4 separate regions of the Homo sapiens genome follow, and regions 1, 2 and 3 are each linked to region 4. A link is a contact called in ENCODE Hi-C or POLR2A ChIA-PET data. All regions are on one chromosome and are shown on one strand. The core of a region is the stretch at or near the end of the contact, and the rest is flanking DNA. Distances in the headings are between cores, read along the strand shown.

What was found. A loop is a pair of places that touch in the nucleus more often than their neighbours do. ChIA-PET counts read pairs that join two places held with the same protein, here RNA polymerase II (POLR2A). Pooled maps may share reads with other maps.
Region 1: a map of CD8-positive, alpha-beta T cell shows a loop between it and region 4 (13-fold over the local background). The contact joins the promoter of PTTG1IP here to the promoter of CFAP410 in region 4. A Hi-C loop is called at or near these places in 10 of 168 maps with a recorded cell type or tissue (CD4-positive, alpha-beta T cell, CD8-positive, alpha-beta T cell, Caco-2 and 6 more), 16 of 37 single-sample maps with no recorded cell type and 25 of 50 pooled maps. POLR2A ChIA-PET finds 5 or more read pairs at or near these places in 4 of 52 experiments (AG04450, CD4-positive, alpha-beta T cell, CD4-positive, alpha-beta memory T cell and 1 more).
Region 2: a loop to region 4 is called in a pooled map, with 14 times the contacts of the local background. The contact joins the promoter of ADARB1 here to the promoter of CFAP410 in region 4. A Hi-C loop is called at or near these places in 6 of 50 pooled maps.
Region 3: a loop to region 4 is called in a map of gastrocnemius medialis, with 5 times the contacts of the local background. The contact joins the enhancer-like site here to the promoter of CFAP410 in region 4. A Hi-C loop is called at or near these places in 2 of 168 maps with a recorded cell type or tissue (gastrocnemius medialis and psoas muscle) and 2 of 50 pooled maps.

Annotation. Positions count from the first base shown.
Region 1 is chr21:44,872,438-44,877,894 of GRCh38, forward strand. It overlaps PTTG1IP (PTTG1 interacting protein), which reads right to left and starts at 1,253. Exons shown (of 6, transcript NM_004339.4): 1 at 1,065-1,253. The coding sequence starts at 1,179. RefSeq lists enhancers at 374-874, 875-1,375, 1,533-2,210 and a silencer at 967-1,616.
Region 2 is chr21:45,070,875-45,076,382 of GRCh38, forward strand. ADARB1 (adenosine deaminase RNA specific B1) reads left to right here and starts at 3,706. Exons shown (of 11, transcript NM_001112.4): 1 at 3,706-3,919. LOC105372836 (a long non-coding RNA gene) reads right to left here and starts at 2,867. Exons shown (of 5, transcript XR_937796.3): 1 at 2,599-2,867. It also overlaps the pseudogene SSR4P1. RefSeq lists silencers at 3,350-3,439, 3,460-3,659.
Region 3 is chr21:45,134,685-45,140,502 of GRCh38, forward strand. All of the region lies in intron 2 of ADARB1 (adenosine deaminase RNA specific B1), which reads left to right. Among named protein-coding and RNA genes, the nearest start is that of ADARB1, 63 kb to the left of the region's middle. RefSeq lists an enhancer at 3,990-4,284. Within about 2 kb of position 4,092, at least 5 of the 41 ENCODE cell types and tissues checked have a DNase peak (open chromatin) inside an H3K27ac peak, as active enhancers do.
Region 4 is chr21:44,338,086-44,343,662 of GRCh38, forward strand. It overlaps CFAP410 (cilia and flagella associated protein 410), which reads right to left and starts at 1,305. Exons shown (of 7, transcript NM_004928.3): 1 at 1,033-1,305. The coding sequence starts at 1,109. RefSeq lists silencers at 474-593, 894-1,263 and enhancers at 1,264-1,483, 3,346-3,988, 3,989-4,632, 5,375-5,577.

The DNA of each region.
Region 1 (5,457 bases), core at 3-2,502, 530 kb after region 4:
CCTCAAGCTGGGCCCAGGTCAACCCTAATTGTAAGGGTCAGGAAACTGAAGTTAAGGTGGCACTATTCCCCACCACTAGTGGTCACCTGGAAACTCCACACACGGAAGCCAGCATGACATTGTGAAACAGGTCCAACCATGACACTCTCCAGCTTAGAACCTGCTGGATTTTCCCGCAGCCCACCAGGCCCTGGAGGCCCAGCCCCACAGGAAGCCACCCTCTATAAACACTGCCGGTTTCTGGAACTCTGAGTCTCCTGTCATGCACTTTCCTCCCCCAGCCCCCGCGCCCTCACTGCTTCTTTCTTGGTCAGCCTCCCGGGGACTCAGCTCCTCTTGGATAGGAGCTCTGGCTGTCGGTCACCACTGTGGCCGCAGGGCCTGGTGCAGACGGGATAAACGATGAAGAATGCCACCTGCGCGTCTGGACAGCGTAGAACCGCAATCAGCTTGCTTCAAAATCAGATGCTACAGCCTGGCTTTGGGGACGCCTTCCTTTCTAAGGCATAAGTGCGAGCGTTCGCTGCTGTGCGTGGAACTGCGGCCGGGAGGGAGTGGCGGCGTGAACGCCGGCGGCTGTAGAGACACACCGGCCGCGGCCCCATCACCCTGCAGGGGCCTGCGGCCGCCATCCCGGCCTGCCCCCGACCAGCTGTGCGACCTCGAACACGTCGTGAGCCGGCTTCCCGGCTCGGGATCGAACCCGAGGAGTGCTGTTTGGGGTCGCAGTGAGGCTAAGGGAGGCCGCAGGTGCCAAGCGTCCCGCCTGCCGGGCGAGGGCCAACCCGAGGCCACGCGCGAGGAGCGGCCGCAGCGACTGGACAAAACAAAGACAAAGACAAAGACGGCTCTTCCCCTGCCCGCGCCCCAGCCGCGACGGCAGCTCCCGCGGCCGCCAAACGGGCGTGACCCTCGAGGAGCCTCCGTCGGGGCGCTGCCTGCGACCGTGGGCCCAGGCCGCCCGCCGAGCCCAGCGCCCTGGCCGAAACCCCGACCCCGACCCCGACCTGGACCCACCAGCCGCCCCGCCCCCTTCGCGGCCCCGCCCGCCCCGGCGCCCTCACCAGCTCCGGGAGGCTCCTGCGCGGCGGCCACCGGGATGAGCAGCAGGAGCAGCGCGGCGCCACCGAGGCGCAACCTCCAGTACGGCGTCGGCCCGCGGGCCACTCCGGGCGCCATGGTCGGCCGGTCGCTCTATCAGTCAGTGGAGCGTTACAACTCCGACTCCAGCACAAGCGGTCTCCGCCCGGAACAGCCGCGGCGCCGGAAGTGGACCTGCGAGGTGGGGCCATGCGAGTGCGCAGCCTCAAAAAGCAGCTCGCCCCGCTCCCTCGCCATCTGCCCCGCCCCTCGCCAACGGGCTCGCCTCCCGGCGCGGCTGAGGTTCAGTGCGCCTGCGCGATAGAGGAAAGGAGCCTGGTAGCGAGGAGAGCGGCTGAGGCTCAGTGCGCCTGCGCGGCGCGGATGGGCGAGGCGTGACCGAGGGGCGAGGCGTGACCGAGGGGCGAGGCGTGACCGAGGGGCGAGGCGTGACCGAGGGGCGAGGCGTGACCGAGGGGCGAGGCGTGACCGAGGGGCTCGCCGCGGCTCCTGCGCCTGCGCGGCGGGGAACGGCGACCGGCTGAGGGGACTAGGGGAGCGCGGTGCTTCGGTGGCGGAGGTCACGGTGGCCTCCATCCTAAAGGGCTGCGGGCGTCCCGGACGGCGGTCCCAAGCGCTGCTCACGCTGCTCTTAAGTGAGCCCTGGACGAGGCGCGGTGGGCCCTCATAGTCCGCGCCGGCGCCCTCGCTCCACACCGCGGCGTCCGGCCCTGGGCTCCCGCCGATGTCCGCGTGGGACTTTTAGGGGATTTGTTTATTTTTGTACGTTAACCACACTAGAAACGGCCCCAGAATGGGCTGAAACGTGTGCTGCTGAAGCTGCCACCTAAACTCCCGAGAGAAGCGCCGTTTCTCCTCCATGGCTTCTCGCCGACGCCCTCGCTGCGGCCTTCCGGGCCCCTCGGTTGATAAAAGGACTAAATAGTGACGGACATTTTTAAGGCTACTTAAGAAATGGCAAAAATACATTTAGAGGTGTGAACCCGAACACACTGCGCGCTTTAAGCCCCGCGAGAGCCGGGGCCGCCCGCTTCTGTGCGCCCGTAGCTCCTTTCTCGGGTCCGGGATTCGCCGGTGCCGGGGACAGAAACCTCCTGCCTTCTTAGTTCATGACCCTTGTAGATGAACTTCCCTGTTTTCTGCACTGCTTAGACCAGAAGACGGGAAACCGTGACTGCCGCACCCTTCCCTGAAGCAGGCACTGCCCGTCGTCCATCAAACGCGAGGACTGCGCCCACCTCGTAGGAAGGACGCCGCGGTCCTGCTAAAAGCCTCCGCCTCTGCCTGCCCGAGGGCACCCTTCCCCTCCCCGCTTCCGAGGGCGGACTCCATTCCTCTGGAGCCGGTGTTTCCGGGTGGGCCAGCCTCCAACTGCCTTTGAATAACCCCCCCTTACATTAGATTCTGACCCTGTGGTGATTTTAGGTTGGGATTTGGGCGCCTGCAGATGGCTCCGAAGCCAGCCTCTTGTGATCCGAGCCACTTCTCTGGCACTCGGAGCGCTGGCACCCGCGGAGCGGCCTTGGTTCACCGGACCGCCTGGGAACCTGGCCGGGGTCTCTGGCAGCCTCCCAGGGCTGAGGTTCAGACTCTGTTCCGCCTACCCAGGTCCACACCTGATAGGGCTGGAGTTGAGGCTTGGTTTTAAGGCAAGAGTTTCGTTTGTTATTTCTCCAAAGAGTCAGCTGTTTGCAGGTGTGTGGTTAACACTATCCTTCGAGGTTAAGGTTTTGTTCGTCTTGCTAAAGTTTGCAACCTTTTTTGTCCTTCAGATTTGGAGAAGGGGAAAGCAGTTTCTCTTTGAAAAGAAGCAGCGAATCGTGGCTTAAGCAAAATTTGTAATCCTTAAAACTGGCCAGGCTCTGGAGCTGAGTTCAATTTGACATGTCTAAACTTTCTTCTTGAGTAACCAGATTTTCCCTTACAGTCTTTTGTCACTTAAGAGAACTCATAGGCAATCGTCCATCCAAAACAAGTCTTTCTCCTTCAGGGAGGACCCATCTTTGGAAACTCCAGCTGGTTTCCTGTGCAGTGCTTATGGTGCCACCTCTCGTTATATTTAGAAAAATGGTCTCACGTAACTTGAGAAAAAACATTTCAGTGACCAAAGCCGGGTACCATTGGAACACCAAGGTAATTTACTTGTTTGCTCAATTGGAAAACGCTGGCTCTAGGATAAAACGGAATCTTTGGGAGAGTTATTTTTTATGGTAGTTGGAAGCATCCAAAAGAAGTTCTAATAAAGGTATTTATGAGAGAAAAACAAAAATTATCTAAAATAATTTCTGAATTTAAAAAAGACTACTGAAATTTCTCCCCCTCCTCCCTCAGCTCCTTCTCTTTATCCTTTGTTGTCTGAATTACCTCGCCCAGACCCACCTTTCTTCCTCCTCCTCCTCCTGTTTTGGGGCCATTGCTCAAACAGCCAGTGTCTCTCATAGGGGACAACTATGTGCCCTAGTTCATGAGTTATGGTCAAAGGTAGAACTTAAAAGTATAATCAAGGAATTTCCTGATGCTCACCAGGACCCCACTGGTTTTCCCAGAGAATTTAAATACCCGAGTGTGTGACCCTGCCTCTACTTTGGGAAAAATAATTTTTTTTTTTTTGAGACGGAGTCTCGCTCTGTTGCGCAGGCTGGAGTGCAATGGCTCAATCTTGGCTCACTGCAACCTCCGCCTCCCAGGTTCAAGCGACTCCTCTGCCTCAGCCTCCCGAGCAGCTGAGACCACAGGCACGCACCACCACGCCCGGCTAATTTTTGTATTTTTAGTAGAAATGGGGTTTCACCATATTGGCCAGGTTGGTCTTGAACTCCTGACCTTGTGATCCACCTGCCTCAGCCTCCCAAAGTGCTGGGATTACAGGCGTGAGCCACCACGCCTGGCCATAAAAATTATTTAAAATAGTTAACACGAGTTCCCATTGCTGACATAAGCTTTTGCTGATAGAGCAGCCGTGTTTTCTGTAATAAATCCCATCTTGTTACAAGGTTCCATTCCTTGGAGTCAAAAAAAAGTTCAAAGGGTAGGTGTCACTAATACGCCTGTAACGGCACGTAAATCTCAGCCTATAGCTTTTCAACTAGGTCCTTTACAAGGGACTCACATTTTCCTTCTGGTTCTATCAGCTGCCAGCCATCTTATAAAAGGAGACTTCTTAGAATTACAATATCCACGTTTCTTTCTCCCAAAGGGGGAAGACGTATTTAGAATTAGATGAGAAAGCTGAGTTACTAGACATAAAAAAAGTTTCAAAATCTAACCCAATTGCGATCCCTAATTGCCCTAGAAGACACTGAATTATTGAATAATGAAGAATTACAAAACCTACTAAAGGCAGTACTTGATCAAATATGGTCAGAGTCTTCCACTGATACTGGAAGAATCCTCTTGGCTACCCCGATCAAAGTCCTTTAGTGTAGTGGACTTATTAGCACATCCTTCAGTAGTTCTGTGTGTGAAAGTGTTGATTTCTCTTTACCTTTACTTGGGAAGGCAGACAATACACACAGACAGCCATGCTCAGGGCTACACTGAGAGTCCAACTGATGCAAAGACAGTTGTCTTACATACTGACTTGTTCTTTTTTTTTTTTTTTTGACGGAGTTTCGCTCTTGTTGTCCAGGCTGGAGTGCAATGGCGCTACCTCGGCTCACTGCAACCTCTGCCTCCCGGGTTCAAGCAATTCTCCCACCTCAGTCTCCCGAGTAGCTGAGATTACAGGCATGCGCCACCATGCCTGGCTAATTTCGTATTTTTAGTAGAGATGGAGTTTCTCCATGTTGGTCAGGCTGGTCTCAAACTCTGAACCCCAGGTGATCCGCCCACTGCAACCTCCCAGAGTGTTGGAATTACAGGCGCGAGGCACTGGGCCCAGTCTTTTGACTTGTTCTTAAAAAAAATTTTTTATTACAATACATGGGCAGTTTACTCCTTTGCTCAGAAGATAAGCAAAGCTTTTATAGAAGATGGGATACATTCATTACAACAGCCCTAAAGGGACATAAAATTCCTAAAGAAAAACCTCAATTTTATAAAAAACAAAGTACTTGGGCCACTTAATATCTAAAGAAAGACTTTCTACTAATCTAGATAGACTGAAAGGAATTTTAGCTTTCCACCACCAACAACCAAGAAACAAAAGGATGTGGAGGACTGGCAGGATATTATAGAAATTGGATCCCAAACTTTTCTTTAAAGCTCAGTCCTTATACGCTCTCTAAAAACAGGACATGCCAGGACTTTAGAGTGGTCAGAAGAAAATACACCAACATTTGAAATGATCAAACGTGACCTTGCTAATGCTCCGCCTTTGGGGCATACAAATTATAACCTTCCATTCTATTATTTGTA
Region 2 (5,508 bases), core at 2,456-4,955, 740 kb after region 4:
ACTTTAGGCTACAATCTAAAAAGTACCTGTGAGTGTCCTTTCTCAAATAGATTGGGCAGAATTAAAACAAAGCAAGATTGTTTAAAGCTACATTTTTAGTTGCACACAAGGACTATAGTCAAATAGGCTTCAAAAGCACAAAGGCTGTGGTCAGTCATCAGCCCTAGGACACCAGGACCAAGACCAGGCCACAGTCTCAGCACAGCAGGTTGGCAGCTCGCTCTGTAATTGATGAGACAGAAATCTGAGCACACGGATTGCCCTGTGTGGCTGGAAAGGGAAAGGAAGGCTGTCCTGGCCACCGCGGCCCAGGGAGGCCAGCACACCCGTGCGCAGGTCACGTGACCCACTGCTCTGATCCCACCGTTCTAGCCACAGTCTGCCAGGCCCTGGGCATGACAGGAAGGGGGTTCACAGATCAGTGGCATTTACACGGGTAAGCTTTGAACACTGTCTTCAACTGAAAGGCCAGTGTGTGAACAGGCCGGGCAGCTGGACCACTCCGAGGCTGGCGCCTTCCCCTCCTTTCGGGCAGTTCCCAGAAGGCTCAAGACCACAGTTTGAAATCCACTTAATCTCTCGAGTCGGCCTGGGTCTATATCCTAAGACCGTGGAAATCATTTTGTGCCACCGTATCCTGTAGGCATTGGCAGGACCAGCGTAATTTTTAGTTCTTCTCGTGGGAGACAGTCACAGGGTCATGCCATTTAACTGCACTGAAGGGAAAACGTGGGAAATGGATTTTTGGTGCTGTGTAGACCACATTTCATAGCGGTTGGCATCTCACATGCTTATGCAAAGCCTAACTCCGCACCCTGGGGCAGACAGTGGGAGCCCAGCTGGATTCCTACACTCAAGCCCTCCAGCATCAGGTTTATTTTCCAGGACACCAGAGTGATTGTTTATTCCATAATTCCCACAAAGGAGACAGTAAACAACAGAACAGAGGTGGAGCGGGCACGGAAGGCCAGGAAGTGGATGGTGGCTGCCAGCACTTCTGTGGAGACCCAGGGCCCCCCTCCAGGAGCCCCGGTGTTCAACCTCCACAGTGAACAGGGGATGGATGGCTGAGATGTCCTCGAAATTTTTTTGGACTTCCTCAGGCGACCACAGGATTCCTTCTCAAAGAGCCTGATCTCAGCAGGCACCCGAATGGGCATCCTGGTGCTTCATGCTCTACAACAGCTGGGAACGCCATGTCCTGGCCCCAGGCGACTGGAAACTGCTTTCCTCCCCGACATCAGCACCAAGGGGAATGTTCCCAGTGCCATTCTTCCAAGTCAGGGAGAGCGTCACAATAGAAACCGTCTCTGTGGAGAGGATGGCACCTGAAGCCATGGAATAGGAAGGGAGCATCAGAGGCTGCTGGCTGGTCCTGCAGAGCCGCCTGAGAGGCCTGTGGGAGCAGCAGAGGGTCCCGGCCTTGGGCGCCATCCGCTCTCTGCTGCTCTGGAGGGAGAAAAAGGACAAGTTGAAACTTGCACAAGCAGCCTCCATTCTGGGGAGTTCCCTTGTATTCCCCACACCAACCCGCACCTCAGCGAAGGCCTGTGGAAGACTTCTGCAGTGACAGCCCCGATGAACCATGCTTGCCGTGCCCGTCCCCTGTGCGGTGCCTCACGTCCACTCAGGCCCCGGCCATCTCACCCTCCTGGGGAGATGGAGGGAAGCACCATGGGGATTTGCTTTTTCTTGCTGCCGACGGAGCCCAGCCACCACGGGAGGGAGGCCCGGCCAGCCTGCGGTGGGTGGGTGACATGTGGCCCGGATCTGCCCGGGGCGCCTGCCTGTAAGTGGGCCCAGCAGACACCCCATGGAGCCGAGGCAAGCCGTCCCAGCTGAACCGGCTTAAGCTGCAGGCCCACAGAGTCATGAGCAGTGAAGAGAGGTTTTCGCCCTCTGAGGTTTGGGGTGGCCTGTTACACAGAAATACACACAACGTCCTCAGGCACGTATCTCTTTAAGAATGTGTCCCGAGAAGGCGTCCCAGGAGTCTTGATTTTTATTTAGCCGTCCACGGTTGCCCCTTTGGGTGCTTCGCCTTCAGATGGGGTGAAGGGCTCACTTGTTAGCTGGCTGGCCCCAAAGACAGGCTTGTTTTCCACCAGGCAGTGACTGAAGCCGGCAGCCTGCTGCATACCGCGGGCCTTCCCCTGACCTGTCCGGGACTGCGGGCTGGCGGCTGACACCTGCGGAGTGCTTACCGCATACCAGGCTCCCAAACTTCCATCTGTGTTCGTCTTTTAAGTTTTGTTGTTTTCCAGAGTCGGAGTCTCAGTGTTGCCCGGGCCAGAGCGCAGCGGCCATTTATAGGCGCGGACCTCGGCCTCGCACACCACAGCTCCAGCTCTGAGACACAAGCGACCCGCACCCCCCCACCGCCCAGCCCCAGCCTCCAGACTGGCTGAGATCACAGTGTGCGCCACCCCATCCCTGGCTTGCGATGGTCTCTTACTCCCCACTTTACAAGGGAGGAAAGAGGCCGAGGGCAGAGTGGGCCGCCTGAGGTTTGGAGGCCAGGGCTAGTACAACCTCAATTTGACCCTGGAACCTGCCGCTTCCCCCACCCAGGTGCGGGACCCACCCGCTTGTCCACACCTGGCTCTGCCCACCGCCCCCGGCTGCTCCTCTGGGCTCAGGTCGCCGCGGTCAGGAGCTGCCAAGTTTGCCTATCAAACTTTATCTTCGTGCAGAGAACTGCAGCCTGGAGCTGGTTATTCCGGTCAGTGAAAACGTTGCATTTCTACATATGCTTATCATCATCTGTGTAAACATTTCTTGGTATAACTGTGGAACAGTCAGTAAATATAGATAAATCGAAGAGTAGGTCTATTGCATATGCTATAAAAAAATGCTTTTACTATCAACCTAAAACAAACAAACAAACAAAAAAAATCAAACAAAACCACCATCACCTAAACGTTGGTAACTGGAGCAGCTGCTAGTGTCAGTGCGGACTAAACAGGAGACGGCGGGAACCGTGTCCAGCCAGGGTCCTGGGCCGCGACCTGGTTCTCCCGGAGTCTACAGTGAGGATGACGGGCGGGGAGAGGGGGCCGGCGGGACCCGCGTGTCCCAGGCAACTCCGGGAGAGGGAGAAGCAGGGGTGGCTCGGCGGGGGCTCGGCGGGGGCTCGGCGGGGGCTCGGCGGGGGCTCGGCGGGGGCTCGGCGGGGGCTCGGCGGGGGCAGCGCCCGCTGCAGGGAGGAGCGCGGGGGCCCGGGAGCCTGGGCAGCACCGCGAGACGCCACCTCCGCAAAACGCAAACGCCAATCGCCGGGCGCCTGCGGTCCCAGCTACCAGGGAGGCTGAGGCGGCAGGATCGCGTGAGCTCGGAGGTCCACCGCGCTCCAGTCTGGGCGACAGTGAGACCCCGTCCCCAAAACGAAGGCGGGCAGAGTCTCCTCAGCCGCGCTCGGGCGGGCGGCGCCGCGACGCCAGGCCGGTCCCGCGCTCTCGCCCCACGCTCCGGAGCCGCCCAGCCGCGGTCTCTCAGCTCCGGCCGCGCTCCAGCCCCAACGGCCCCGCGCCCGTCCGCCGCAGGTGGTCGTGAGGGAGGTGCCACAGCTCCGGCTGCCCACGACAGACACGGGCGCCCCAGCGCGCGCACGTCCGGCGTCGCTGCGCCGCCCCCGCCCCCTCGGCGTGCGCGCGCCCGGCGGGCCGGCGGGGGCGGGGAGGGGGCGGAGCCGCCGGCGGCGGGGCTGAGGCGCTGAGGCGGCCGTGGCGGCGGCGGCGGCGGCGGCGGCAGCGGCGGCCAAGCGGCCAGGTTGGCGGCCGGGGCTCCGGGCCGCGCGAGGCCACGGCCACGCCGCGCCGCTGCGCACAACCAACGAGGCAGAGCGCCGCCCGGCGCGAGACTGCGGCCGAAGCGTGGGGCGCGCGTGCGGAGGACCAGGCGCGGCGCGGCTGCGGCTGAGGTGAGGGCGGCGCGGGGCCGCGGCGGCTCGGGCGGGCGCGGGCTCCGGACCCCGCGGTGGCGGCGTTTATGTAAGCGCCGGGCAGGGACTGGTGGTGGGGCCGGAGCTGCGGGCCGTCCCGGGAGCGGAGGGCGCCCGCGGAGAAGCGAGGGTGCCGCGGCACCGCCTCGCACCCACCCTCCTGGGTCGCCCGTCTGCTCCGGCGCTCGGCTCCCGGAGGAAGCTGCGCCCGGGCGGCCCCGCGTCCCCTCCCGAGGGCGCCGAGTCCGCGTGGGATGCGCCGCGCTGCGCCGCGGGGAGGGCAGGTGCGCCGGGACGAGGCTGCGCCCTGGGGACCGAGACTGCGTTTTGGGGAGGGGACGGTGTGCCCTGGAGATCGGAGGCTGCGCTGGGGACGAGGCTGCGCCCGGGGACCAGAGGCTGCCCCGGGTACAAGGTTGCGCCGGGGAACGGGAGGCTGCGTTGGCAACAAGGCTGCGCCTGGGGACGGTAGGCTATGTCCCTGGGGAGACGCTCCGCCCGGCATGGGACGCTGCGCCGGGGGACGGCAGGCTGCGCCCGGGATGAGGCTGGGCCCGGGCAGGGGAGGCTGCCTTGGGAGGGGACGCTGTGCCACGGGAGTGGAGACTGCGTTGGGGACGAGTCTGCGCCCTGGACGGTCCTGCGTGTCCTTCCGAGGGCGCAGTGTCCGCGCGGGATGCTCTGCGCCGCGGGCGGCCCGGGCCAGGGAAGTTCCTGCGGGTGCCGGGCGTCTGCAGCGATCGGGAGCAATCTGGGGCAGTTGGGGGCCCGAGGTGACTTTTGACGTGTTCACATCAGAAGGAAAATTATTGCGTGGTGGATGGGTGCGAGGGAAGGTGTCAGATTGGGCTGTGGACGCTGAAACGTGTTGGAGTCCCGATTTACACGCTGGAAAACCTAACCTAAAACGTGTTCCTGTCCAGGTTTCTATGTCGGAGATCTGCACCGTGGTGTTTAGTTCCCAGTTAATATTTTTGGTCAGCAGGTTTGGGCTGTTACTTCTGATACAGGCATTTTACTTCCTTCTTACTAACCATTATTGCATTCCGTTCTCGAAGTATAACGAAAAGTGGCATGATATCAAACTTGTTTCTTTAACGTTTAACTCCATAATTAAGATGATAGAACCGTAGTTTTTTTAATTGAGAATACAAATATGTATTTAATCCTCTTTGTTTCCTCTTAAATTTTGCCGTATGTTTTATTGCTTCGAAAGGTGCCACCCAGAGCTGCATTTTCCAAAACGCTAGGTTGTCTTAAGAGCAGTTGTTTCTAGGAGATAGAAAAGCTAATTGTCTTTTGATGACCATCTTTTCCTTGGGGTTGAGACTGCTGTATCCTTTTTGCCTGCTGAGGGTTTCCCAGAGGGGAAAGGGAGAAGGAAGAAAGGATAAAAGCTTGGCTGATACAGTTCCTTCTTGGATAAGAGAATTAACTGTCTCTCATTGCGCGGTTCCTCCGGAGGACAGGGTCCAGTATGCATGGACAGCCACAACGGGGGCTCGGTAAGTATTTGATGAGACAGGCTGAGCTGGGTGCCTATATCTTGCCTGTGGTGGAGAGGATGA
Region 3 (5,818 bases), core at 2,842-5,341, 800 kb after region 4:
ACAGATTTTTTTTTTTTTTTTTTACACAAGATGAAATTGAAATGGCCAATGAGCACACCCTCATTCATCCAGCGAGCATTGAGGACCCCCTAGAGGCCAGGCCCATGAGTGATGAAGATCCCGAGGATGAAGACGCCTTGCCAGCCAGGTCAGTGGGTGATGGCATTTGTGGTCAGGGGCACCCAGCACCACACCCCTGGCTGCCGTTGACAGCTGGGTGAGTCCCCTGCTGCCTGGGCAGAGCCACCTCTGCAGATGCCCAGGTGGGTCTCCTGGGGCAGGGACTGGCAGGCTGTAGCCTGTGAGCAGATTCTGGGACCTGAAAGCTAAGGATGGTTTTTACATTTTTAAGGAGTTATAAAACAAACAGAAAAGGAAGAATCTGCAACAGAGACCATAAGTGGTCTGCAAAGCCAAAGGTTTATAGAAATGGGCAGACCTGCTCTAAGGGGCCTGCTTGCTGATGGGGCCTTGTCTGGATTGCCAGTTCTACTAATTCTGGAATTGGAAGTTCTCATGGAGGACTGTGTGCTGGGTAGGATTTCCAGATCCCAAGATGCTTTGGCTGCATTCAAACCCACAGGGCAGAGAGAGCCCTCCGCCCTGTTCCTTGGCAGAGGCCTCCACACTCCGTGTGCTGACCGGCCTGCCAGAATGACAACAACTGTCAGCTGTCTGCATCCTCCTGGCACCCCTTAGTGTGGCTGCATACTGAGGGGAGTTAAAACCATAAACAGGTGGAGAATATCTCCTTCCAGGGAATCTCAGAGGACTCAGTGATTTAAGAGGAAAAGACCAAACTGCTGCTTTCAGCAGGACCACTGTGTGCTGCCTGCCTGTCAGTGCATACAGATACGGGGTCCTGAGTTGGTGACCTCAAAACCGTGAGCGGTAGATAGACAGAGTAGCCCCTAATGAAGCAGAAAGACTAGAAGAGACAGGACCTAATTTAGGTCGAAAAGCAAAGTGAGGCCTCAGAAGATGAAGGCAGAGTGCGAGAAAGGCTTTCTGGAACTGACAAGTCTGCCATCCACATTTCGAAATGTATTAGAAAAATTGGAAAAAAAACATATGAAGTGTAGAATGTCAGCAGAAAGGTGTGGCCACAGTCAAGAGGGCCCTCTGTGGGTCCTGTGGTCCTGGACTGCAGGTGGGCCCAGTGGAGACTGTGCTGCCCCTCACCCTCCCCGGTGGGTCCTCTGTGATGGGGGTGGGTGAAGCTGAGTGCTGTCCTGAAAATCTGACCATGCACAGCCCCTTTCCAAAGACCCTTCTAATTTTAGAGGCCGCCAGCAGCCACGGGACTAGGCAGCATCAGAGCAGGGACACAATGTGAGTCATATGCGCCTGTGTTCATCCTGTGGTGTCCCTGGGCCCATGGGGGTGGGAGGGATCAGAGGGATCGGAGGGAGGGGAGTAAAACCAGGGGAAGGAGTGGAGGACCACGAACTCCCTCCCCTTCTTGGTGGCCAGCTGCTGTGAGGACTCGCTCTCTTAGGACAGGTCCACTGTCTCTGAGCTCTGGTTCTGGCCTCCTGTCAGGTGCCCTCGTGCGGGAATGAGTGAGGGACAGCAGGGCAGGCTTTCCAGGCTTCCAGCAAGCTCTACATGATGGGTGGGGAGACCCTGCTCTTAAAAACATGTGGACCCTTAGCATTCTTCTTCCTCAGACCTGGGGCCTCAGCCTAAGCTGAGATGACAGGGAAGAACTACAGATACACCAGATTTAGGGAAAATAACGTCAAGTGGTGCAGACAAGTGGAACTGCTGCTTGTGAAGTGGGCTGTGGAGTCGTGATGTTTGCTACGCCCGGCACCATGTTTCAGAACCTGTAGCAGCGCTCAAGAGAGAATCATTCCTTTAACAACAAACATGTACTGAGCCCCTGTGGGGAGGCACTGACCGAGGCCTGGGGACAAATGTGGGGACAGACCAGTCCTGTGGGGACAGCTGGCGGGGGTAGAAAACAGTAGAGCTGCCCCACCAGCCAGCGGCTGCTGGGAGAGCAGGGGTGTCCCCGCACCCAGAGGAGGCACCCTGCCGCTCTCCCCCAGGTTGCTTGGTGTGTGCGCTGCAGGGAGAATCCCGCCCCCAGCTGGTGTCCACAGGGGCCAGGGACACTGGTAGGTAGGTGTGGAACAAGGGAGTTTGTGACTTGGGATTGTTTTCTACTTAAAAAATAATCTGAGTAAAGCTTGGTTTAAACAGCATCAAGTTAAAAAAATTCCTAAGAAGTGGTTGGATTCCCAGTTTATATGTGGCTTTAAGGTTCTGAAGAAGTACACAATTAACCACAGAAGTATGACTTGAATAGATAAGAATTTAACAAAATACACACTGTTGGGTGTAAAATCATAAATATCTGAAGTTCTTAGAAATTGGTAATTTTCTTTTAGCTTTGCTGTGCTCTGAGCATGACTAAACTAAAAGTAATGAATCCAGACCTTGAAGACTGGTGTGTGTGTAAAAGGCAAGAAGTGAGAAGATTCACGTGTAGATCCAGGACAATCTGAATTTACTTCTGTTCAGTAGTTCCCAAAGGCTTTTTCTACATGGAGGGACTCGGAGTGACACAGCAGCTCCCTCTTGTGGGCAGATTCCCCTGTGTAAGGTGCTGGAGGCTGAGGTTCCAGCCTGCAGCCGCTTGTGATCCTGATATGTCGAGAGTTCTGGAAGACTGATGACTGCTGACCCCCTTCTTAACCTACGCCATCGCCATGCTGGTGGTGGGGATGGGGCTCTTGGCCATTCCTGCCCCTTGGCTGCCCTTCCTTGGTCTGAGGGTACGTGGGTGGCCCTTCGGGTGTGCCAGGAGCTTTGTGCTTTAGTGACCAACAGTCCCCTGATGTGTGAAGGCCCATCAATCCGATTTAAAATAAAACATTTGAAGTCTCTTCAGAGGACGGTGTGAGGATGTCTGCGTTCAGTGATGGAGCTTGGCCTCTGCCTTGCCCCTGATTGAGGCTCTGAGGGTTCAGATACAGTCTCTGCCCACTGCATGTGAACAGCCTGGTGGGTGTGGAGGGGAGGAAGCCTGTGATGATGGTGGCACTGTGAGGAAAGTGGGGATGGAAGGAGGTGTGCCCAGGAGGCAGGGCAGGAGAGTTCATGGATGTAGGGTTGCAGCAAGTCTGGAAAGCTGGGTTTGTTTTCCAGGGAGATGGCATGGGAGGTGGGCACCCCAGGCAGGAGGGGCTCTGGATATGACTCCAGAAGCCTGGTGGGCTGGAGGGGAGGGAGAGGCTGGGCCTGCTGGGGGCAGGAAAAGGGCAGACCTGTGCTTAATTTCAATTTCTATGGGAGTGATGCCCTCAAACTTAGAAGGGCTTTTGATGAGAAGCGATAGAGTATAGCTCTTGCCCTCCTCAGTGGCATCACTGATTTTTTAAAATGCATTTTAGATATTTGTATTTCTATATTAATTAGTATTAGGATTGGCTATAAGTGACAGAGATGCAACATAATAGGAGCTTAACCAAGAGAAAGGGCTGCATCCTGCACTTGCTATTGTTTGATTTATGAACTTTAGACATTAACTGTGCACTGTTAGTTCACATGGAGGAGGATTTAGCTCCGTGACGTTTCTCCAACCTTCTTTTCCTGTATCATTTAGGATTGATTCTGGGTGAAGGTCACAGCATGACTCACAGTATCTTACACACCTTGGATGTATATACGCACTTCTTATGTCGTAAGTAATCCAGAGGGAGGAGTTTGCTAGAGCTAGTCCAGAGTTCAGCCATCTTAGGGCTCTGGGTGAGTATCGCTGCAGTACAGCAGCAGCAGCTTTAGACACCACTTCTGTGTTTAAGGCAGGAACAACTGAGAAGGAGCAGGCCGTGGAGCTCTTGTCTATTCCTTTTGTCAGAGACATTGTGGAAGCCCTCAGCATATTTTCACCTGTCTTTCACCAGAACTGTGTCTTTCTCCTTGGCAAGAAGTGTGTTTTGTGGCCAGCTTTAGTCACAAAAGAGACAGAAAATGAGCCTTTCATTTTTGTGGCACCCTTGGTAGAGGGGTAGGGGAAAGGGCTTCAGGACGAGCACTGGATCAGCTTACCAAGCCTGAAACCACGCCCCCTGCTGGTCATCCTAGAGACTGAGTGGCCCATGTGCTCGTGGCCTGTGGGCCCTGGGCGGCCTCTCAGTTTCCTGCATGGAAGGCAGCAGAAGCACTTATCTGGCCCTCAGCTCCTCGGTGGTGTCAGTTTGTCTGACCTCTGTCAGTTTGTTGTCTTCTTTTTTTTTTTTTTTTAAGACAGAGTCTCGCTCTGTTGCCTAGGCTGGAGTGCAGTGGCACAATCTTGGCTCACTGCAAGCTCCGCCTCTCGGGTTCAAGCGATTCACCTGCCACAGCCTCCTGAGTAGCTGAGACTACAGGCGCATGCCACCATGCCTGGCTAATTTTTGTAGTTTTTGTAGAGACGGGGTTTTGCTGTGTTGCCCAGGCTGGTCTTGAACTCCTGGGCTCAGGTGATCCACCCATCTCAGCCTCCCACTGTGCTGGGATTACAGGCGTGAGTCACTGCTCCCAGCCTTGTTTGTCTTCTGTGTTACCAAAGTAGAAAACTTCTTCTGTTCTGTAACCTTGGTTCAATCAAAGTTCCAAATTCATAAATGGCACTTATATTATTATGACGATTGCTGAAAGTCATGCCACAGTTTAATTTGCTTTATACTTGGATTTGGTATACTTGATTTTTTGGTTCTGTTTTCTCTTTTTCCTGATTTCCTTGATTTTTTTGGTTCCGTTTTCTCTTTCTCCTGGTTTCCTTGATTTTTTGGCTCCGTTTTCTCTTTTTCCCATATTCTTGCCTGGCATGGAGTGGTAGAGCAGAGTGGGGAATGGAGTTGAGTTTGGATCCAGCGGTCGAGCAAGTGTCTCAACTCCCATGCTCAGCTTCCTCCTCTGTCACGTGGGGCAGGGAAGGTGCCTGTCGGGCGCAGCGAGCGTGGTGAGTGGTAGTGTGGGGCCGCGTGCGCCCGTGGGCCCTGAGCATCAGCACTTCTGCCTCTCCGTGTTCTCTTGTTGAGAGGGACCACTGCCTTTCTTATGCTATCGCCAGCCTTTTCCAGCTTATTCATTCTGTTTCTTGGAACCCATTTAATTCATTCTTCTTGAAATATGTGTATTTTCTATTTTATTTCAAATTGAGACTTACCTTTCTTATAGAATTTGTTTTCTTCTGGGATCTCTTGATTTTTTTAAAATTGGATTTACTGAGGTAAAATGTACAGACAATAAAACTCTTTTTTTTTTTTTTTTTTTTTTTTTTTGACACAGAGTTTCGCTCTTGTCACCCAGGCTGGAGTGCAATGGCATGATCTCTACTCACTGCAACCTCTGCCTTCCAGGCTCAAGCGATTCTCCTGCCTCAGCCTCCCTAGTAGCTGGGATTACAGGCGCCCGCCACCATGCCCGGCTAATTTTGTATTTTTAGTAGAGATGGGGTGTTGCCATGTTGGCCAGGCTAGTCTCAAACTCCTGACCTCGGGTGATCCACCCACCTCAACCCAGCCAAAAATCATTCTTCTAAAGTGTGCACTCTAATATATTCTGACAAATGTATGCCAGTGCCACACCACCAAGCAGCTGAGGTAGAGAATATTCTTACCCCAAAAAGTTTCCTCTTACCCCGTGCAGATGTCCTACCCATCAGGGCCCAGGGCGACCTTGTCTGATGTTGATGTCCCATCAGATGGTTTGTATTCAGCAGAGCACCTAGACCAGGCTGTGAGGTACAGGTCCGCCCCTGGCAGCCCATGCCTTGTAGCTTCTGGGTGGCTCCTGGCTTGGTTGCTGTGGTGTGGAGCGTTGA
Region 4 (5,577 bases), core at 55-2,554:
GTTTCTCCCAGCTTAGTGGGAGTACTGACCACCCCATGCAAAACAAAGAAATGCATTATTGAAAGCAAATGACACGGGAATTGTAGCCAAAACACCAGATATGCCAGGGCAGAGAGAAAAGCTTTTTAATTAACAGGGAAGAGCTCACTCTGGGCAGTCTGCGGACACCCCTGGGAGGAAGCGTCTGCTCTCGCTGACCCCCACACCCGCCTGCACGGTGAGGCCAGTTGACACGGCGCGGTCACTCTGCTGAGTCCCCAGGGAACCCTGGAGATCTTGCAGGCCTCAACTCCAGGCTCCCTCTTCTGGAAGCTCCTGGTCTTCCTTGGCTCAGTGAGACTCAGCATTACCTGCCTTTCAGCCTGCCTGGGTCCCACCGCACCCACGTCCCTTCCTGTCACCTGCTAGGAGTACCCTGGGAACGGCCGCCCCCAGTACTGATTACCAACGTGTTTCCTGACTCAGTCCTGGAAAGCTCAGTTCTCTCTCCTATTCGACTTGGTCCCAGTGACTGCTGGCAACCCCAGACAACAGACCCAGCCCACAGGGCACCCGGGGCAAAGGCGGGCCGGGAAATGGGGGGGGGCCCAGGCGACCCCGACCCCCGGCCTCCTCCCCTCCCTCACCCGCGGCTCCTTCGCCGCCCTCGCCCCTGCCCCTCCCCCCTTCCACTCCGCCCCCGCCCCGCCCCGCCCCGGCTCCTCCCTCCGGCTCCGCCCTCGTCCCGCCCCGGCTCCTCCCTCCGGCTCCGCCCTCGTCCCGCCCCGGCTCCTCCCTCCGGCTCCGCCCTCGTCCCGCCCCGGCTCCTCCCTCCGGCTCCGCCCTCTCCCCGCCCCGGCTCCGCCCTCTCCCCGCCCCGGCTCCGCCCTCTCCCCGCCCCGGCTCCTCCCTCCGGCTCCGCCCTCGTCCCGCCCCGGCTCCTCCCTCCGGCTCCGCCCTCTCCCCGCCCCGGCTCCTCCCTCCGGCTCCGCCCTCGCCCCGCCCCGGCTCCTCCCCCCACCCCGGGGCGGCCGCGGCCAGGCCCCGCCTCACCAGCAGTTGAGCTTGCGCACGCTGTGCAGCTCCGAGGCCTTGGCCCGGGTCAGAACCATCTTCCGCGTCAGCTTCATGGCGGCCGCCCAGGCCCGACCGGCGGGCGCCCCCGGCCTCCTGATCCCGGGCGGGTGACGACTGCGCGGCGCGTGTCTCCAGGGGCGGGGCCCGCGTCGTCAGGGGCGGATCCTGAGCCGATTGGCGGCTCGGTGAGGAGAGCGGGGCGACGCGAGCCCGCTGGGGCCGCTTGGGCGCCGCTGACACGTTGGCTCTGCTCCTGCTCATGCGCGGCCTGGGGCGCCCTTCTCTGACGCGATTCTAACGCGACCCCGGAAGCGCGCAGCGAGCAGAGGGTGGGTGCAGGTGGCGGTCCCCGAGTCGGCCCAGTGAGGGCTGAACTGCTGCTCCCAGGAACCGAGCGGGGTGGGCTCGGTCCGACGCGCATCATGGCCGAGTGCCTAGGCCTGACTCTGAGCGCAGGCCTAGCGTGGATGGCATGGGCGCTACACAGCTCCAAGTTACGCGATTCAAACTCTTGGAATAAACCCAGGGCAGCCCTGGGGCTGTGTTGATTCCTTGTCTCCCTCCCTCCCAGCATTTACAGAAAAGACGCATTTATAGGAAAGACGCACGGGCAGGTCCAGCAGAGCCCTTACAAGCATTTCAACCTTTTAGAAATCAGATAAGACCCTCTAAACATCGTTACATGGGCCACAGTTACATTAAGACAGGCGTTCTGACGTTCTGAAACCGCCTTTGCAAAAAATTGTATCGGTGAGAGAAGGTTGGCCTTGAAGGAGATCTGGCCAACCCCCATCTTGCCTTTGGCCTTAAAACTGCCCTTAATTATTCCTGGATAAGCAAAGGTAACTTTGGGAGACATTTATAGTTTAAGTGATAGCAGCCCTTCCTCAAAACTAAACAGCCTTTGTAAAGCTAATGAGACCACTGAAACCGCCTTTGCAAAAATCATAACTGAAGAAATTATGACAGGGGAAGATCTCCTCACCCACCCCATCTTCCTGCTATCCTCTAAGCTGCTTTTGTTCATTCCTGGGTGTAGACCAGACTAGCCTTGGGAAGGAATTTAGTTTATAGATTAAACTGAAACAAAATTGATAATAGCCCTTTCCCAAAAAAACCCTTCTTGCCTGGGGACCAGTCTGCCTTTGTAGGACTAACAAATTAAGCTACGAGATTAAAAATTACAGTTTAGGGGCCATGCAACCTCTGGCGGCAAGAGTCTGAACCTCCCCAAATTGCTTCTGGGAATAACATCACTGTTGCAAAACTTAAGGTCAGTGCTTGAAATATTTTGTAGACCCTGCATTCAGATGCAGCAGATGACACCACCCAAACGGATAATCTGGCTCAACCATGTGTGTGATCCCACCCAGGGACAGAAGTCAGCCAGAACTCATTTTGACCCCCTATGATTTAATCTTCGACCTGACCAATCAGCACTCACCACTTTCTGAGCCCATACCCGCCAAATTATCCTTAAAAACACGGATCCCCGAATGCTTGGGGAGACTGATTTGAGTGATAATAAAACTCTGCTCTCCTGCACAGCCAGCTCTGTGTGTATTACTCTTTCTCCATTGCAATTCCGTTGCCTTGATAAATCGGTTCTGTCTAGGCAGTGGGCAAGGCGAACCCATTGGGCGGTTACACTACCAGCCTAGAAGGATAGAGGAGCATGAATTCCACTAAGATGCAGATGTAAACATTCGTCAGCCATTATTCTGGAGGTCACAAGATAAGCTACTTCCCCAATTACTCCTGCAGGTAACATCACTATTGTACCTTTGCAGGTTTCTTGCATGTCTCACACGGATGGATCCAGCTAAATGTCTTGCCAACAGCTCCTGTGGCCCCACCCAGAAGCCATGCAGCACAAAAGGACCAAAAGGACAGCTAGATTTCATCTCGCACCTAACCAATCAGCACTCCCCATGCCCTAGCCCCCTGTTCACCAAACTACCTTTGAACAACCCCTAACCCATGAGCCTTCAATTGTAACCGAGCAGCTTAGCAGCTGTGAATCCAAAATATCTGAGACAGGACTCAATCTGTTTAGAAAGTTTATTTTGTCAAGGTTAAGGACAAGCCCATGACACAGCCTCAGGAGGTCCTGATGACATGTGCCCTGGGTGGCTGGGGCACAGCTTGCTTTCATACATTTTTAGGGAGACATGAGACATCAATCAATATGTGTAAGATGGAAAAAGAAGAAAAAATATATGTATAAGATGTACATTAAGCCGGGCGCGGTGGCTCACGCCTATAATCCCAGTACTTTGGGAGGCTGAGGCAGGTGGATGGCCTGAGGTCAGGAGTTCGAGACCAGCCTGGCCAACATAGTGAAACCCTGTCTCTACTAAAAATACAAAAAATTAGCTGGGCGCGGTGGTGGGTTTCACTCGTGTCCATGTGAAGAGACCACCAAACAGGCTTTGTGTGAGCAATCAAGCTGTTTATTTCACCTGGGTGCAGGTGGGCTGAGTCTGAAAAGAGAGTCAGTGAAGGGAGATAAGGGTGGGGCCGTTTTATAGGATTTGGGTAGATAAAGGAAAATTATAGTCAAAGGGGGGTTGTTCTCTGGCGGGCAGAGTGGGAGTCACAAGGTGCTCAGTAGGGGAGCTTTTGAGCCAGGATGAGCCAGGAGAAGGAATTTCACAAGACAATGTTATCAGTTAAGGCAGGAACAGGCCATTTTCACTTCTTTTATGGTGGAATGTCATCAGTTAAGGCGAGAACCAGCCATCTGGATGTGTACGTGCAGGTCACAGGGGACATGGTGGCTTAGCTTGGGCTCAGAGGCCTGACAGTGGGCGCCTGTAATCCCAACTACTTTGGAGGCTGAGGCAGGAGAATCGCTTGAACCCGGGAGGCAGAGGTTGCAGTGAGCCGAGACTGTGCCATTGCACTCCAGTCTGCGCAACAAGAGCGAGACTCCGTCTTAAAAAAAAAAAAAAGATGTACATTAGTTCAGTCTGGAAAGGCAGGACACCTTGAAGGCCGGGTGGGGTTGTGGGGGTGGAGGGAGGCTTCCAGCTTCCAGGTCATCGGTGGATAAGAGACAAAAGATTGCATTCTTTTGAGTCCTTTCACTGAATACACAATTTGGTCTAGCTTAGTAAATCTGCATTTTTACATAAACAATAAGGCAGAGAAAGCAAACAGATAGGCATGTGTCTCCGGTGAGCAGGGGGATGACCTCCTGTCCCACACCTGTGAAGATCAGCTATCAGTTTACATTCCAGGGTGAAATTCAACAGAACTGTTTGAGGGTAAAGATCTTGAGGCCCACAAGGAATTTCCTTGTGGGCAAATTGTGAGGGAGCTTCATAGCTTTTTATCTTTGTAGCGATCTTATTTAGGAATAAAATTGGAGGCAGGTTTGCCTGATGCATTTTCCAGCTGACTTTTCCCTTGACTTAGTGATTTTAAGGTCTTGAGCTTTATATTCCTTTCACACAGCTAAGCCTCAAACCATGTTTTAAAACTTTTTCCCCTTTCCCCTTTCCTCCTCCTCCACCCTAGTCTGAAGATGTAACTGAGACAAGCTGCTTGTGTTACCTTCCATCTTGAAATACAGCCTGGGAATGTGAACCTCCACTCCGTTCCCATCCTGTGCTCTCAGGCCTTATGCACATTTAGTTTACCTGGATGCCTGTTAAGCACACACCATGCTCACTTATCTGGTCATCTCTTTGCTTGGAAGCTTCAGGGGTCAGCTCCTGAAAGGGACCGGACACCTCATTCTGTCTCCAACAAGATTACTTCAAGGCCAGAACTCACTCTCGGCCTTGAAGTAATTGAGGACTAAACTCTGATTTTTCTTTTTTTATCTTGCCCAAATTCCTAAAGGGCATGGACAGTCATGCCCTACAAACCATAAATTCTCATCAGATGGGTTTTATTTAACCTTCTATATCGTGGTGTTGACAAAAAGAGTCAAACTCTGTAAAATATTTTAAGAGATTTATTCTGAGCCAGATATGAATGACCATGGCCCGTGACGCAGCCCTCAGGAAATCCTGAGAACATGTGTCCAAGGTGGTCGGGGCACAGCTTGGTTTTTTACTTTTTAGGAAGGCATGAGACAGCAATCTAATACATTTAAGAAATACGTTGGTTTGATTCAGAAAGGCGGGACAACTCAAAGTGGGGGCTTCCAGGCTATCGGTGAATTTAAACATTTTCTGGTTGACGGTTGAGTTTGTCTAAAGACCTGGGATCCATAGAAAGGAAATGCTCAGGTTCAGATAAAAGACTGTGGAGACCGCTGGGCACGGGGGCTCACGCCTGTAATCCCAGCACTTTGGGAGGCCGAGGCGGGCGGATCGCGAGGTCAGGAGATCGAGACCATCCTGGCTAACACGGTGAAACCCTGTCTCTACTAAAAATACAAAAAACAAACAAAAAAATTAGCTGGGCATGGGGGCGGGCGCCTGTAGTCCTAGCTACTCGGGAGGCTGAGGCAGGAGAATGGTGTGAGCCCGGGAGGCGGAGCTTGCAGTGAGCCGAGATTGCGCCACT